Regions from separate parts of the Homo sapiens genome. Here region 1 is linked to region 2. A link is a loop called in an ENCODE intact Hi-C map of the cell type or tissue named here. Cell type or tissue: GM12878. All regions are shown on one strand. Links, peaks and the distances in the headings refer to the core of each region. The heading gives the core; the rest is flanking DNA. Region 1 overlaps PLXNC1 (plexin C1). Region 2 overlaps PLXNC1 (plexin C1).

Region 1 (8,636 bases), core at 427-8,426, 82 kb before region 2:
GTGTTCATTCTACTCACATGTATCAAGTGTCTGTTCAGAGGCTTTTGCAGAGAGGTCATGCCAGCCCTCCAAGCCTCTTTGTCTTGAGAACAGAAGATGATCATTTCACACACACCCTCTGTACGTGAACCGAATTTTATGTGGAATTCTGACTTTCAGAGGGAGTGTTATTGCTGTGGAGAAGGACCTTAAAGTAAGGGTTTTTAGACTTTGGGAACCACACACTAATAAAATTTCAATGAGAAAATTAGGGTTGCCAACGGAGTCAAGCCAGCTTCTTATTTTGTCAAGACTTAGATTTAAAAAGCACCCTCTCGGCCAGGCATGGTGGCACACGCCTGTAATCCCAGCACTTTGGGAGGCTGAGGCGGGCAGATCACTTGAGGTCAGGAGTTCAAGACCAGCCTAGCCAACATGGTGAAACCCCGTCTCAACTAAAATAAATAAATAAACAAACAAATAAATAGTACCACCTCCTATTCCTATTAATTCACCAAAGGAAAAAGATATTAATACCTTGTTATTAGCACTGGTCCGTGGACAGAAGGGGATTTGAAAGGTGCTATTCTGTGTTGTGGCCCCAAACCTGGGCTCTATACAATTGTTCCATGGGGAGCAATGCAACCACAGGTTCCTGGGTCCACCCCAGGCTTGCTAAATCAGAATATTTAGGGGCATGGCCCTGGGATCTATAGCTTTGTAAATTTCTCAGGTGATTCTGATAGAGAACTGGGTTTGGGAATCACTACCTTGGATAGAGCATATATGTTTAAAGAGATACAGGAAATACTACATTTCTCTAATGCTGATTTAGTAGTTTTGAAATCCTTGTTATTTTGTTCTTTTGGGGTTTTCTAACCAATGAGTAGGTTTTCAAAGGCAAATAAGAAAACCTTTATCACAGATTTGGTGACAGTTGACCCCAAGAAGATCGTGGAACCCAGCCCATGGAAACTACACTTTAGAGTATGTTAGGTAAATATTTGCAGCGTGGATTTTTCTGAAGGTGCAGGATTTCTAATGCTCCGGTTTTCATGTTCTAGGCACTTCTTGCTCGGTGACTTGTTTTGTTCTTATGCCTTGGCCAATTAAAAGCTGAGATAGTGATCCCTAGGAGAGTATGAGATGTAAATGAGCTGTAAAATGGCTTCTTCCTAGTGATTATTCATGGGAGGCTTGGAACTCGAGGTGGGTTCAGTCTGTTTGGAGGCTTGAGCTGTGCACTTCGGCTGCCTGATGCGAATGGCCTATGGGGAAGGAACCACATACTGATTGAAATGTTAGCAAACAGCTGGCACGCTCCTGCCCACTATGCAGAGGAAGCAAAAATATTTATCTTTTTTTGCATTTACAGCTATGCTTGACTATAGCAGGACTCCACCGTAAATGACATTTTCCCCCCTTCCCTCCAGATGTTTCAGTTGTCAACGTGATGTTCTCCTTCGGTTCTTGGAATTTATCAGACAGATTCAACTTTACCAACTGCTCATCATTAAAAGAGTAAGATTTTATTTGAAATTTGAATATTCTCTCGTTGATCTTAATTTACTTATTTGTTTGACTCCTCGATTTCCTAAAGAACTCTTTTGTGAGACAGAACTTTCCAAAATGCCTTTTGAAGCATGGTGTAATGGGAGATAGGAGAGCCACCGAGCTAATAAGCTCCGCTCGCACATTCTAGCCCTGACTAGTAAGCTGGCGCTGCGAGGGAGAGAAATCCCCTGTGCTTAAGTGTTCATACCCACAGGGAAATATGTCTTCCCAGGACCGAGAGGCAGCCTTGAAGTAAGTAAAGAAGAAGGGACAAGCCAGGTGTGGTGGCTCACATCTGGAATCCCAGCACTTTAGGAGGCTGAGGTGGGCAGATCGCTTGAGCCCAGGAGAGTTTGAGACCAGCCTGGGCAATATAGTGAGACGCCATCGCTACAAAAAAACACAAAAGTTAGCCAAGCATGGTGGTATGTGCCTGTAGTCCCAGCTACTTGGGAGGCTGAGGTGGGAGGATCACCTGAGCCTAGGAGATGGAGGTTGCAGTGAGCCGGGATGGCGCCCCGCATTCCAGTCTGAGTGACAGAGTGAGATTGTCTCAACAAAAAGAAGGAGCGCTGCTAGGTTCTCTTCTGATTGGAATGGCTTCGGGAATTTGGGCGGAACGAGAAGCCTTGAGTGTAGGGGTAAAAAGTCTTACTTGAGAAGGACAAGGTGAAGTCCCTTTCACCAAAAGAACATGTTCCTGCTGCCCCCCTTTTCACCATCTTTGGCCTCTTTGAGCTACATAGGCCCCTGAGTTAGTGCCAAACCTCACTCCTTGCTTCTAAAGCAGCAAGAGGACAGAGGAAATATGTTTCTCAGATGCCTGACTTGCCAATTGGAAGTTGGGATGGAGGCCTGCAGGGCACCTTGGGAGGCTGCATGAGTAGCAGTGCTGTAGATCACTGCATAGTTTGATTGACCAGTTATGTGAGCACCAAATGGGAGTTTCTTTTGTCCTGGCCTGGGAACCATGGTTTCTATGGGGAAAATGAATTTGAACTTGAAGCTGAGCTAGGAGGCTGCTCTTGAATGATTAGAACAGGAGCCCCTGGGCCTCATCTCTTCCACTGAGGCACTTTGAAAAAGATGACACAAGGCCCAGTTCAATTATTGCTAAGAAACAGAATGGATTTAAGGAGAAAAAAATACAAAAATTGCTACAGAAAGCCTCAGAAGTTCATGAAAATAGGAAAAAAGGGTGTGAATTAAATAGAATTATATAGCTCAAAGACAGTTGAAAGAACGTAGCTCCCCCGATGCCCACTTTAAGGCCAGATGAAAGGAACCGACTAGCCCCAGGTCCCACAACTTGGTAATTAAGAACCAGACCTCAGACCTAGGTCCCCCAGGGAGGGTGAGCGCCCTTTCCATAGGTAACTGCTTCCTGTTAGGAAAGCACTTAGTACAGTAATCACACCCTGGGGGTAGAAGAAGCGAGCAAATCACAAACCCGTGTCTAGCTCACTTAGGTGGCCGGATCCACGCAAAAGCCAGTGTGTCCTCTCCTTCCACGGAAACTGCAGTTTCTGTAGATCAGAATCTCAGAATGTTTCCTCATTTCTTGGAGAAGGTATAAAACAAACTGGGTCCCCCGGCCCTGTGCTAGCACCCCTTGCTAGAGCTAAGGCTTCCTCTGGCCTCCCTTGGCCCTGTTTCCAGATCAACCCTGATTTCCCTTTTTAACATTCCTTCTCATAAGTGCTTTTCAAGTCCTCCACAGTTTACCCAATCATGATAGGTGATTTGATTAGTAGAAACACAATTCTTCCTTAATTTGATTATAAAGCAAACACAGGCACCTCGTTGCCTCTGCTTGCCAGCTAACACTTTCTGTCTCACATCTTCCAGGCAGTTGGCAGTGTGACTGCTGGAGTGAGTGAGGGCTTCCTGATTTTGGAAGGCAGAGTGGGTAGAGGCGGGGAGAGAGAGAGATCCATCTCCAGAGGGACTTACCTGAGGGTAGACAAATAGCAGAACTGGATTCAGAAACAGATTCATTGGGTTCCTATTATCTACAGACCAGCAGGTGACCCAGCTTCAGGTTTCCATGGCAACACCCCTGCAGGTGCCATTCCGGCCCATCAACCTGAGGGCTTCCAAGAGCAGGGCACAAAGCCTCACAGGAATGTCTGTCCAGGGATTTTTTTTTTTTTTTGCCTTCTTTTAAATGCTTGCATGCCACATCACAGAGGGAAATTCTAGGATGTGAACATTGTCCTAAAACGCAGGAATTAAGTCAGTTTTCTGTGTTGCTAGATGCCCAGCATGCGTAGAAACTGGCTGCGCGTGGTGTAAAAGTGCAAGAAGGTGTATCCACCCCTTCACAGCTTGCGACCCTTCTGATTATGAGAGAAACCAGGTAAAGTGACATTTTTGGTATTGTAAGTCTTAACCGCCGGGCATGGTGGCTCACGCCTGCAATCCCAGCATTTTGGGAGGTCGAGGCGGGTGGATCAATTGAGGTCAGGAGTTCGAGACCAGCCTGACCAACATGGCAAAACCCTGCCTCTACTAAAAATACAAAGTTAGTGGGGTGTGGTGGCGCATGCCTGTAATCCCAGCTACTCGGGAGGCTGAGGCAGGAGAATCACTTGAACCCGGGAGGCGGAGGTTGCAGTGAGCCGAGATCGCGCCACTGCACTCCCAGCCTGGGTGACAGAGTGAGACTCCGTCTCAAAAAAAAAAGGTTTAACCAAAAATAAATGTTTGTGACTGCCTGGTCCTACCTTCTCTTTTATGTTTGTTGCACACTTTGAATTTACCACCCATCTGGATGTTGAAGGGATGTTCTCCATTCCAGGAACAGTGTCCAGTGGCTGTCGAGAAGACATCAGGAGGAGGAAGACCCAAGGAGAACAAGGGGAACAGAACCAACCAGGCTTTACAGGTCAGACCCTATTTTTGTGTGGTTGAGGGGAAAACCTGTCTTTGAATGACCATGACCACAACTCATACTACTTTGGGTTCCTTAAAAAAATTCTCTATTTTACTTTCTACCAAAATTCCCTTTTGTGTCTTTGGTTTTTTAACCAAGTTTCACTTAATTAGCGCAATACATCAATGGCTGGACACTCACATAAAATAAATTAAAACTCTGTAATTATGAAAAATGATGTTGCTCTGGTCGAAATAAAATTGTAAAGGTGACTTTGCGGCTCACTGGTGAAGAGCTGGAAGGAAGTTTAGCATTCCATCTGAGGGATTTCAACTTGCACTTTATATAATTGCGTTTCTGGGGGTTATGTGTGTGGATGGGGGTCTGTGCAAAGTGTGCAAACTAACCTCGATTCCGTTGTTTTTTTTCAACTTTGTAGGGACGTCTAACCAGTAGTGAACACTGCTAAACCAGAATTGTTATAGAATGTGTATTTCTCTCGCCTTCTCACAAGCAGTTATTAATCCATGAACTTTCCTTGGAAATGCCCGTTATTTTCTTCATAGTAAATTACATAAGCCCCCACGTCAGTCATGTTTGAAAAGAGGGGACATGTCAACGTAAACATTTCTGGGCGGAACACATGTGGCTGTGCTTACAACTTCACTCAGTCAACAAAAGTTCATTGAGCATCTATATGTGGTAAAACACAAAAAGAGGATAAGTCCTGCCCTCGCTAACCTTGGAGTCTAGCAGAAATAGACAAATTAAAAATGACAGCTCTGGGGAGAAAAGGGCTCCATTTTCCATTTCTCTAATCTGTGGTTTTGACTTCTCCACTTGCTGCTTACCTAAGGTCAAGTGCAAAGGTAAATAAGTAGCATATTTTGAATCATTACTGAAAAGTTTATAGTAACTTCAGGTGAATTAACAACCAGGCAGAGGGAATATGAATCAAATGGATATGAAGTTAATTAAAGGCATTAGAAAAGCTTGATGCTCAGGTATCTCCAGACTTTAGCAGTCTCTGAGGTCTTGTTAAGTAATGGGCTCCTTTTCTCATCCCATTGGTTTGGAAAACTAAGACACAGCGACAAGGACTTGGATCAGGAAGACAGTGGCTTTGTGGCTTTTTCTTTTTAATTAAACTTTGTTGTTGTTCCAGGGTTTGTTTGTTTGTTTTTTCGTTTTGATAAAATACACAAACAAAATTTACCATTTTTATTGCTTTTAAGTGTACAGTTAGTTGAGGTAAGTACATTCACATCATTGCACAACCTATCTCCAGAACTCTTTTCATCTTGCAAAACTGAAACTCTATGCTCGTTAAATAATAACTCTTCATCTCTCCTTCCCCCCAGCCCTTGGAAACCGCCATTCTAATTTTTTGTCTCTATGAATTTGACTACTCTAGGTACCTCATGTAATTGAATTTGTCTATTTGTGCTGGCGTCTTTCACTTAGCATGATGTCCTCAAGGTTCATCTGTGTGGTCGCATGGGTCAGAATTCCCTTCTTTTCTAAGGTTGACTAATATTCCAGTGTATGTATATACCATATTTTGTTTATCCATTCATCCATGGATTAACGCTTGGGTCGCTTCCACATTTTAGCTATGATGAATAATGCTACTAGGAACGTGGGTGTGCTGCTATTTCTTCGAGACCCTGCTCTCAGTTCTTTTCGGTATATGCCCAGAAGCAGAATTACTGGATTGTATTGTAATTCTCTTTTTGGTTTTTTGAAGAACCATTGTACCGTTTTCCATAGCAACGATACCATTTTGCATTCCCACCAACAGTGCACAAGGGTTCCAGTTTCACCCCATCCTCACCAATACTTGTTATTTTCGATTTTGTTTGATAGTAGCCATCCTAATATGGGTCAGGTGGTATCTCATTGTGGTTTTGATTTGCATTTCCTTGATGATTAATGATGTTGAGCATCTTTGTGTATGCTTGCTGGCCATTTGTATATCTTCTCTGGAGAAATGTCTAATCAAGTCCTTTGCCCATTTTTAAAATTGGGTTATTTTTGTTGTTGTTGAGTTGTAGGAGTTCTTTATGTATTCTGGGTATCAACCCCCTATCAGATATATCATTTGCAAATATTTTCTACCATTCCATAGGTTTCCTTTTCATTCCGTTGACTGTGTCCTGTAATACACAGAGTTTTTAATTTTGATGAAGTCCAGTTCATTTATTTTTTCTTTTATTGCCCATGCTTTTGGTGTCAGATCCAATAAATCATTGCCAAATTCAATGTCATGAAACTTTCTTTCTGCATTTATTTGTAAAGGTCTGTAGCACTTATATTTTGGCCTCTGATTCATTCTCAGTTCATTTTTATATATGGCATAAGAAATGGGTCTAACTTCATTCTTTTGCATGTGGATATCCAGTTTTCCCAACATCATTTGTTGAAAAAAATGTCCTTTCCCCCATTGAATGGTCTTGGCACCCTCGTTGAAAATCATTTCACCATATTTGTGAGAGTGTATTTCTGGGTGTTCTTTTCTATTCTATTGGTCTATGCCTGTCTTTATGGCAGTAACGCACTGTTTGATTACTGTAGCTTTGTAAAGTAAATTTTGAAATCAGGAAATGTGAATTCTTCAACTTTGTTCTTCTTTTTCAAGATTGTTTTAGAAAATAATAAACTTTTAATTTTGAGATAATTGTAGATTCACATGTACTTGTGAGACAATAATACTTAATATCTTTTACCCAGTTTCCTTCAATAGTACTATCCTGCAAAACTATAGCAAAACATCACAGTCAGGATATTGACGTTGACAGCAGTCAAGACACAGAACAGCTCTATCATCACAAGGCTCCCCAGGTTGCCCTTTCACAGTCGCATCCATTTCCCTCCTCCCTCCCATTCTCCATCTCTGATGCCTGGCAACCACTGACCTCAGCTCCATTTCTATAATTTTATCATTTCAATAATTTTATATAAACGGAATCATCCAGATGTACCCTTTGGGGGACTGGCTCTTTTAACTCAACATAATTCTCTGGAAATTCTTCCAAGTTCTTTTATGTATCAATAATTCATTCCTTTTTATCGCTGAGTCGTGGTCCAGGCAGCGGCTTTTTAAACTTCTTTAATTTTAAAGATAAATATCATAAAGTCACTACCTCCTGGTTTCCTGCAGTGTATCTCTCTGCACCCTTTGAACTGTGTGGTTAAAAGGACTGGGGTCACCACAAGAGAAGAAGAAGGCTGAAAATAAACAAAAGCCCAGATCTGTTTTTAGTGCTTCTCTGTGGATTACCCCTCTAAGTGTGGAGAAAGACATTTTGTTGATACTGACATGTTTTCTTTAAATATGTGACTCAGAGCAGAATCTCTCTTTTGTTTGATAGGGAATGGAGTGTTATTTGTCACAGGAGGGATTTCTCGTGCTCTGTCAAACACTGCTGTCTTTCATTATCAGGTGGAATGTGTAACATTCTGGTTTCCACTTTGGGCCTTCATGTTGGCCTTGAACAAAGCACCCAATGTCTTTGTGATTCTGTTTCTACCAGAGAAGTCACTCACAGCTTTGCTTCAATGCATCTGCCCACACCACATATGTACTGAGTACTTCCTGTGTGCTAGGCACTAGGAATGGAGCAGGTACTGTCCTAGGCGTCTAGGATCCTGAACTTGAGTTGATTCTTTCTAGAGGCATTTATTGCACACCTATTAGATGCAAGTATACCGACCTCCACAGATTCCATGAGGAGGATTCAGATGAATCAGGCACATCTCTGGCCATCAGTCTCAAGAATCTTATCCATGAGTACATGAGTAAAAATACAAGATTTTAAAAATATTAATATGAAGGTACAAGAAAGTACACAGAGAGCCTCTCTGTGCCCGGGGCTTTGTCTTAGTCCTTCCTGTTTGCTTAAACCCAGTGCCTTGAAGTTGAAAACACTTAATCAGTGTGGTTGGTTAAGTCTTTGATTGATGGATGGATTGATTGCTGGAGATGGCATTTCAGCCCACCTTTGAGGACGAGAAGCATCCAGACACATGAATGCGGGTATTTGAAGCAGAGGAACCAGCATATGCACAGTGTAGGGGTAGGAGCCAGAAGATTCCAGGACACACGCTAGAGGAAACCCTAAGTAGGCACAGAGGATGCAGGAAATTATGAGACACAAGGTTGAAATGACCCTGGAGCCTGCATATATAGGGCCTCACATACCAGTCCTGTGAGTGCTCGCTTTATTCT
Region 2 (8,636 bases), core at 331-8,330:
TAAAGCAGGGCCTAGGAAGCCTGGCCCCATATTTGTAAGCAAATAGTTGGTATTTCTTGCGAGCTTCTATTTTAAGCCAAGGTATTGTTGATCCTGTGATAAGGACTTAGCAAAACAACTTGCAAAGTGAGTATGTAAATGATGGAAGAAAATGTTGGCATCTGTTTCATACAGATTTTACCACTCACAGCATCAGGTATGCAAAAAACAGAATTGTAACGCTAAAACCACAATATCTAAAATAACTGTTCTAATTGTCAACAGATTCTAAATAAACTAGAAAGAGAACGAGGGCTGGAAGAAGCTCAGAAACAACTCTTGCATGTAAAAGTCTTATTTGATGAAAAGAAGAAATGCAAGTGGATGTAAGCACTCTGGGGCCTGGCTTAATCTGGCAAAGTTCTTCAGACGACTTGGGAGCAAAATGGCTGCTTGAGCTACTCTGTGTCGTTAATTTGTTGTTTGCACATAGGTTCCACTTTGGGCACTGTCTTTTTAAGAGACCAAGGCACATGCACAGCTTTTAGAAAGCATACCAACCCTTGTGCCTGTGTGTATACCGTGGGAACCCTTCTGTAAATAGAGTTGAAGTGGTTGTTGCAAACAGCCTCCTTGTTTACAGAGAATACAAGGCCAGTAAGCGAATGTCAGTATTGTAACTACAGTCTCCACTTAAGCACAATGATATAAGTGGTTTTGTTTGAAAACTACAGCTATGTAGCACTTGTGCTACACTGCACCTCTGCATTGTAAAGGGATACTGCCAGTGCTCAAAACAAAATGTGAAATGAGTCATTTGGAAACAAGGTGGGGGTGTTAGGGCAACCTCGAGGATTTGCAGCATTGAAACTTTCCCCAGTAGTTCTTGGAAAAGCTGACCGCAGAATTTGGTAGTGTACACTTAGCATTTGTGAGTGTGTGTGTGTGTTTAAACCAAAAACTAACAGTGTTGCAACATTGTTGAAAGGGCTCGTGTTTTTCAGTGGTCATCAACTGCACTCCATCAAACTCACCTCCATTTCACCAAGGAGCTCTAAAGTAAGGAGAGTGGGCTTTATTTAAATGAACAGCATTTTAACCAGATACTTTGTCCTAATGTATGTTCCTTTTCTTCATCTGTTTTTTCATACTAAATGTATTTGATAGTGGACATGTTGGATATTATACAAAAAAATCATTAATTCATTTCTGTTCCAAAACCTTTGATCAGAACGATCTGTGGAAGAGTAACTCCATTTCTATATGAGTGAGTGTCTCCTTGCTTTAGATTTCTGGTGAACCCTGTGGTTATGAATACTTGTGTGTGATTTAAAAAAAAAAAGATACATTTTACATTTTATCGAATTGCTGTTCACACTGGAGTATTATATATAAATATATATATTTGAGGCCCAAGGCCTGAAAAATATTAGTATACAACTTGGTATCTTAGTCTTACTATGTACTTTTTGAAAGTATTCCTCGCAGGAGAAAGAATTTAAAATACCCATTTTATTCATGCCTTTCTTTTTAAAGAATTCTCTATCCAGTTATACTGTAGTCTTTTTAGTGCTGATTTTTTAATTCCTGAATTTTTGCTGCTCATGACCAGTTTTAATACCACTGTGTTTTCCTTCTATTAAACCAGAAGAAGTAAACAGCATAATTGGCAACTCTTGAGCTTTTCTTGTGGCAGGCACCTTTTACCCTTGGTGCTCCAAATCCCCCATCTAGGAAAGAAAATTTTTTCAAGTCAAATAACATTGATCACATATTCCTTGAAATCATTTACCAACACTGTATGGAGCATTAGGATTTAAATATGAATTTGTCTTAAAGGCAATTCCTTTTTGCTTCTGTATTATCTGGAAAAGCATGAGAGAGGTGACACCTCAACAAACTGATCAGAGAAAATAAGCAGTTACTACCCTGATAGGCACCTTCCCAATCCTGTTGCTTTTGACCATTGTCTGTCCAACGGACACACCTCAAACAAACAAAACTACCAAATAGATGACAGATCAGAATAAAGGTGAGAGGTCTGGTCCCCATTGAAGGCTGCTACAGTCTTCAAAGAGGTGAAGGAGTTCATAAGAGAACAACAGTAGGAAAGTTGAGAGCCAAGGGTAGGAGAGTTGCCCAAAAGACTTCCCCTACTACTTTAGGGTACTGAAAACTCAAAGGATCAGCTACAGCTTTATCTAAGTATTTACTAAATGCTACATGAGGGTGTCCCTGTCCAGCTTTCTGGCACATGAGTCCTGTGTGGAGAGTTACCTCCTCTTCCAGGGACTGTGCTGTTGGGAACTTTGGGCAAGTCACTTACCTCTTTGTGCCTCAATTTCTGTATAATATTTCTAAGCTACCTCACTGAGGTGGTATGAAGATTCACTAATGTATGTAGCGTGTTTGTCAATCCTCCAGTGAAAAGCACTATCTAGATCACATTTTGGATCACATTAGCCAAATGCAGTAAATGGCCAAATTAGATGTGTGCTGAAGACAATCAGTCACTGGGTCTATATTAAACAGCAACCAGAGCAACAAATGGCAAACAATTTCTATTTTCAAGTTTCTTTGCATATTTTTTTGGTGCAAAACCATTTATAAACTTTTTTTTCTAACACTAGTGTCTACAGCAGCATTCAAAAAAATTCTGTTACCTTTTCTGTATTAGGATTTAAAGTCTATTTCTTATTGTATACCTGATTGAAGCTGTTCTTGGAGATGAATGTTTTAAATGTCTATATCCAAAAAATAAACATTTTGATGTAACTGTGGACTGTCTTTTTTTTTTTTCAATTTTCTAGTTATAATAGTTTTTTTATTCTAAGTGGCTCCGTGGAAATTATTTTTCAGAGATAAGGTGTCACTGTATATGCTGTGAATAAGCAGCTATATTATGTAGTAAGTAAACCTAGTTTGCTAAATGGTGCTAAGGACTGCTCAATTACAGTCCTGGCCTTCTTCACTATCAACTGGGACTTTTGACTATGAACACCTTGGGATAATGAACATTCCACTTAATTTGGGAGACTTGAGCTTTAGCCTCGTTAACATGAAATTATTCCAGCAGAATTCCTCTAAAAGATGTCACATTAAAAAGGCTTCCAATGGGTGTAGACCAAAAAAAATGAGAGCATACTTAGGGACACAAAACACATAATTATTTGGTTAGATCCACAGTAATGGGAAGTAAAGTTAAATACCAACAATGTTTATAAAAGGACCTGAGTTCAAGTTTTATAATCAATGGCCCCCTTGTTAATACAGCCATAGGATTTAATTATTTGCACTTATTCTCTATTCTAACAAAGCCAAAATCAGTAGACTGTCATATTGCTAAATATATGCTATATGGTTGATGTAAAATTAAACACACGATTAAAAAAAAATTAAGCTCTTTAATTATGTGCACACAGATTTTAGAAAAGGTAGCCTTTTGTATATAGATACCTTTACATTCTTTAGGCTGACTTTTAAATTGTCATCTTTTTTCAACTACAGTTTTTGTATATAGTAAACCAGAAGATGTGTATGGACCCTGTTATGGCCAAGCATCTCAAAGATGAAGAGAGAATTAATGATAGTTATATTTCACTCAAAATGCCAAAAAAAAAAATTCAACAAAGTAAAAATTTTAAAACTTGACTCTAACTAGTTCCTTTTTGTTTTACATTCTCAAACCATTGTCAAATATTCTAAATATCTCTGAGAATTTCTCTTTTAATGCTTCACTTGTATAATCTTAAAATCCTGACAGTCATACAATACAGCATGTAGTAGGTACCTTTTCTTGAGGCACATTCAAGTGTTTTGGCAAACAGTAAAAAGTATCTAAATGCCACAGGTTAAAATGTCAAGTTTTACTGAGTCACCAACTTCACCTCTTTTGATCTGCCTGTTCTCCAAGAACATCATTCTCCGGAAGATCCAAGTTCCTCTAGTTGTTTTCTTTGTGTTGTTTCCAGTTCTTCTAGTCTTTTGCGAAGTAGAGAGAGTTCCCTTTGATGTTGTTCCTCCTTAAAATGATGTAGAGAAAGCATAGCAAAAGAAACTATTAGAAAAACTGTTAGGTAGCAACCTTGGACTGCCTCTTTTATATATGCCTATAACATCTGGCAAGGAAATGCTGACCACTGTAGCAGTCTAAAAACAGTAGCATGGGCTAAACTACCATCTAGTTTTGCTTCTCTCCTGCCTCAGGCTCTAGCCTTAAGCAAAACCCGTAGTCTGTTCTTCTCTAGGTATAAAATTCACCAGGGAGTGAATTAGAAAATACTAATGCAGGGCCCAGGTATACTTACATGGTAACTTTCCAACAACACTGGTGTTTAACAGCAGTTTATTATAAACAAAGCACTTGGCCTGAGATTCAATTCAGTGATTAAAATCTTCTGTGCTTATGTTATAAAACATAATTACTTATTAATACTCCCATCTTCTGAAAAAGAATCAATCTGATTCCTTCAATACCTCAGGGGCTTGATACAATAGAAAGAGCCCGGGTTTTGGATTCAACAGGTTTAGGTTTGAAACTTTGTCACTTATTAGCTATGACCTTATGCAAGTCACTTCACTCTGAATCAGTTTCCTTATCTATGAATTAGGAATAGTAATATCTGCCCTCAAAGCATTTTTCGTTAGTATTAGACATTGCACGGAACATGCACAGTTCACTGCGTTAGTAAATTCTCAGTAGTAATTACTATTAACATTATGAATAAGCTACAAACTCTAGGTTACTCAATGACTCAATCAAGTTTCCTCTTTTCTATCGTCCAGTAAGAGATTTCACTCTCAGCACCAACACTAAAGGATCATGATTCAAACTGAATTCAGCAAATTTCTATGCTAAATGAAAGGGAAGAAGTTAAAAGTAGTTTTAAATGTTTATGCCATTTTTGTGGTGAATTTTGAGCACTGACCAAAGTTATAATTTGAGTTTTATCACCATATTTAAACATAAAAACCTACAAAAATGTACGACTTTTTTTTTCCCCCTAAAATAAATGCTCATACCTGCATATGAGGAGGAAATGGTAGTTCCATGCTTGGAACCATGGCTGATGACTGAAAGCTAACAGGATTGATAGATGCTGTTGGAGGCATGTTAGGAACCAAAATTAGACTTCGAAATTCATTATGTCTTCTCTGTATATCTTTTAGTCTTTTTTGAAGCCTTGTATAGTCTTCAAAAGGAACATTTTGTCTTAAAAAGAAAAAGAAATGTTTCTTTAACATGGTTATACCCTATTGAAGCACAGTATGATTCACAGAATATAATTTTAAACTGGAATTTCTAAATTATGAGATCTATATATAATATATAGATAAAAAATCTGTTTACCTAGAAAGATAAACAGAAACATGACATAACATCTTAATCATTAGCAATCATTAGCATTGCAGACTATCAACTCATTATAAAGTTTTATTTGCTAATTAAAGATCTAAAATCTTTTGATACTTTGGTACTCACTCCTACCCTCCTACTCACCCCCATTCATGAATCCTGAAACTAAAGGGAGACTCTAAACCAAAAGAGTGCCTTATCTTACAGAAAGAATCAAATAAAAATACAGTTCATCCCTCAGTATACACATGGGATTAGTTCCAGGACATCCCTCATATATCAAAGCCTGTGCATACAAGTCCTGCAGTCAGCCCTGCAGAACCCTCATAATGGAAAAGTTGGTTCTCTGAACTGGTGGGTTTCACATCCTGTGAATACTATATTTTCTATCCATGTTTGCCCGAATAAAAATCTGTATATAAGTAGACCCATGCAGTTCAAGCCCATGTTGTCAAGGGTCAAGTGTAAAGAAAATGCTGGATTGAAGCTTACAAAATTGCCATTTTTAAATAGGTGAAATATGGTCAAATATAGAGATTTTCATAGTTCAATCTAATTTTCAAAATGTCAGTGTAATATTTTAGTAAGAAATATATATTTGGTCTTTGCCCTTGGTTCCTGGCACACAGCTCCTAAAACTCTGGGAAACTCTGAAGTGATAAGAGTATCTTTTGTATATTAATAAGATAACTGGTGGCTGGGGGCCCCTGAATAGCTTCAGGATGGGGCAGGTCACCAGAAAGACTGAGGCATGATTAGAGGGTTGGAACTTTCAGCCCCACTCTCCAACCCCACCCCATGACATCTGGGAAGGTAAAGGACTAAAGGTTGAGTTGATCACCAATGGCCAATGATGTAATCAATCATGCCTATGTAATGAAGCCTCCATAAAAACCCAAAAGCATGGGGTCAGAGAGCTTCTGGGTTGCTGAACATGTGCAGGTGTCTGCAGGGAGGCATGCCCAGAGAGGGCATGGAAACTCCACACCCCCTTCCTCATAACTTTTCCTATGTATCTCTTTCATCTGACTGCTCATCTATATATTTTGTAATATCCTTTCTAGTAAGCTGGTTAACATAAGTTTCCCTGAGTTCTGTAAGCTGCTCTAGCAAATTAACTGAACATGATGAGCAGGTCATGGGAACCCCAATTTATGGCCATTTTTAGCCAGTCAGAAGCACGGGTTACAACTTGGGGCTTATGGCTGCATTCTGAAGTGGGGGGCAGTCTTGTGGGACTGAGCCCTCTACCTGTGGGATCTGATGCTAAATCCAGGTAGACAGGATCAGACCTGAATTACAGGACACCTAGCTCGTGTCCACTGGAAAACTGATTACTCCATGTATAGGAAAAAACCCCAAACATCTGGTGTCAGAAATGTTGTGTTGACTGTGTGAGAATAGGAAAAACACTGGTTTTTCCTATTATAAAAGGTAATCACAAAGGTGAAGCTACACAACTTTAGGAAAAAATGACATGGAGAAAAAGGCTAACTTTCCAGGCCTTCACAGATCATCATCTTTTTGGACACGACATCCAGTAATCAAATATAATTTCAAAATCACTCAAAATTCTAGATGATCTGCACCACAACTGGCCAATCTTGAATTGCTAACATTTCAATATTAATGTTTATGGAAGAGGAAGTAAGTTGAATTCTGTTTTAGAAGGACTGAGCCAGGAATGGTGGCTCATGCTTGTAATCCCAGTGCTTTGGGAGGCTGAGGCAGGAGAATAGATTAAGCCTAGGGGTTCGAGGCTACAGTTAGCTATGATCGTGCCACTGCACTCCACCCTGAACCATAGACGAAGACCCCATGTTTAAAAAAAAAAAGAATTGAAACAAAATTCAAAATTACAAGCATGTTTGTAATTTACAAATTACTACCAAATTAATAAACTAAAGGCGGCCTCCTACTTTGGAATAGAGTATTGTAAGGCTGGCACTAATTCTACAGTCTAGAAACTTCTAGAATGTTCTTTAAAAAACAATTGTTCACCTGTTGGTAATAATTGCACCCAAGAACACCAGTGCACATCATAAAACGTCACTGCATGATATTATAGGCAGTTTCCATTACAGAAAAATCTATACTTGAATAGCCAAGGCGCTGAAGGCTACCACTAATTCACTAAATTAAAAAGATTTTTCTTAACTTGAATCAAATGTGTCATATAATGCCACTACCAACAACTTAATATGACAAATCTCTGCTTTAAAAATGCTGATGATCCTGATTATCAGATGTGCTTGAATGTGACTGCAAAACCCGAAACTACAGCTCAATAAAATCTCCACACCAGGAAACCAAAACTGACCTTTGATTCAAAGTTGTAGGCACAATTTTCAGAACTATGCAATAGCTACAACTGTCTTGTACAGCAGCAACAACTAACACCACTCCTTGCTACCAAAGCCAGTGACATTTTCTGTTAGTCCCAATCATAAGGCAAACACCTGGTATGTGACAGAGACCTTTTGGTTTAAAGAAACATTCAGTTAGGGGGTAAAAAAAGGATAGTACATTAGGAGTTATCAAGCTGTTTTAGAAATCTTTAAAATGTATATTTTAAAAGAAAAGAAGGTACGTTATACTTAGAGACAAAGTTCTATGACATCAAAATAACCACATGGGGAAGATACACATACAAACACATTACCTATTTAAGACCTGATTTTCTGTTTCCAATTCTTCTTTCTTTGCCTCCAAGACTTCTACTTTCTCTTGTAGTCTTTTCAATTTGTTTTCATGAAGAGATTTTCTCTAAAAAGAGAAATATGAACAAGTATGTTAATACATAATCTCTTATTTGAACAAAACTATATAGAAAATATTTTACTCACCAAAAACTGTGTTTAGATATGAATGTTTTCAGTGAATACTAGAAACAAAGGTTAGTAGACATGGCTCTTACTGAAAATTGCAAAGATAATAAACCACAAATCTATCTAATATTCTCAATGTGACAATTAATTATGAATGCCAAACAAAAAAACTGTTATCAATAATTGCTGCAAAAAAAAAATCTACAAAGGGAAGGAGTCAAATTTTACTACTGAGTCTGCCTGTACATCTGGTAAGAAATAATGAGCTCTCCATTGTTCCAGAAGATAGCATGTGTTTAAGAGAACTGAGCCAGGTACAGTGGCTCATGCCTGTAATCCCAGTGCTTTGGGAGGCTGAGGCAGGAGGATGGATTAAGCCTAGGAGTTCAAGGCTACAGTTAGCTATGACTGTGCCACTCCACCCTGGACAACAGATCAAGAACCCATTAAAAAAAAAAAAAAAAAAAAAGGGT

The links. A loop is a pair of places that touch in the nucleus more often than their neighbours do. Peaks named below come from ENCODE experiments on the same cell type or tissue, not always from the same donor. Only the 100,000 strongest peaks of a DNase experiment are listed, where the experiment ranks them.
Region 1: a loop joins it to region 2, with 4 times the contacts of the local background. A loop is called at or near these places in 1 of 110 quality-filtered maps.

Annotation. Positions count from the first base shown.
Region 1 is chr12:94,222,816-94,231,451 of GRCh38, forward strand. PLXNC1 (plexin C1) reads left to right here. Exons shown (of 31, transcript NM_005761.3): 7 at 1,413-1,500; 8 at 3,790-3,892; 9 at 4,334-4,420. Among named protein-coding and RNA genes, the nearest start is that of PLXNC1-AS1, 51 kb to the left of the region's middle. RefSeq lists an enhancer at 7,763-8,042. In GM12878, for the core only: no CTCF peak of the experiment used is centred there; DNase peaks (open chromatin) are centred at 4,456, 5,821 and 7,946; H3K27ac peaks cover 2,198 bases.
Region 2 is chr12:94,304,917-94,313,552 of GRCh38, forward strand. It overlaps PLXNC1 (plexin C1), which reads left to right. Exons shown (of 31, transcript NM_005761.3): 31 at 265-2,759. The coding sequence ends at 369. It overlaps CEP83 (centrosomal protein 83), which reads right to left. Exons shown (of 17, transcript NM_016122.3): 15 at 7,998-8,101; 16 at 5,002-5,191; 17 at 2,782-4,001. The coding sequence ends at 3,897. Among named protein-coding and RNA genes, the nearest start is that of PLXNC1-AS1, 130 kb to the left of the region's middle. RefSeq lists an enhancer at 1-297 and a silencer at 912-1,011. In GM12878, for the core only: no CTCF peak of the experiment used is centred there; DNase peaks (open chromatin) are centred at 825, 4,095 and 4,645; H3K27ac peaks cover 1,707 bases.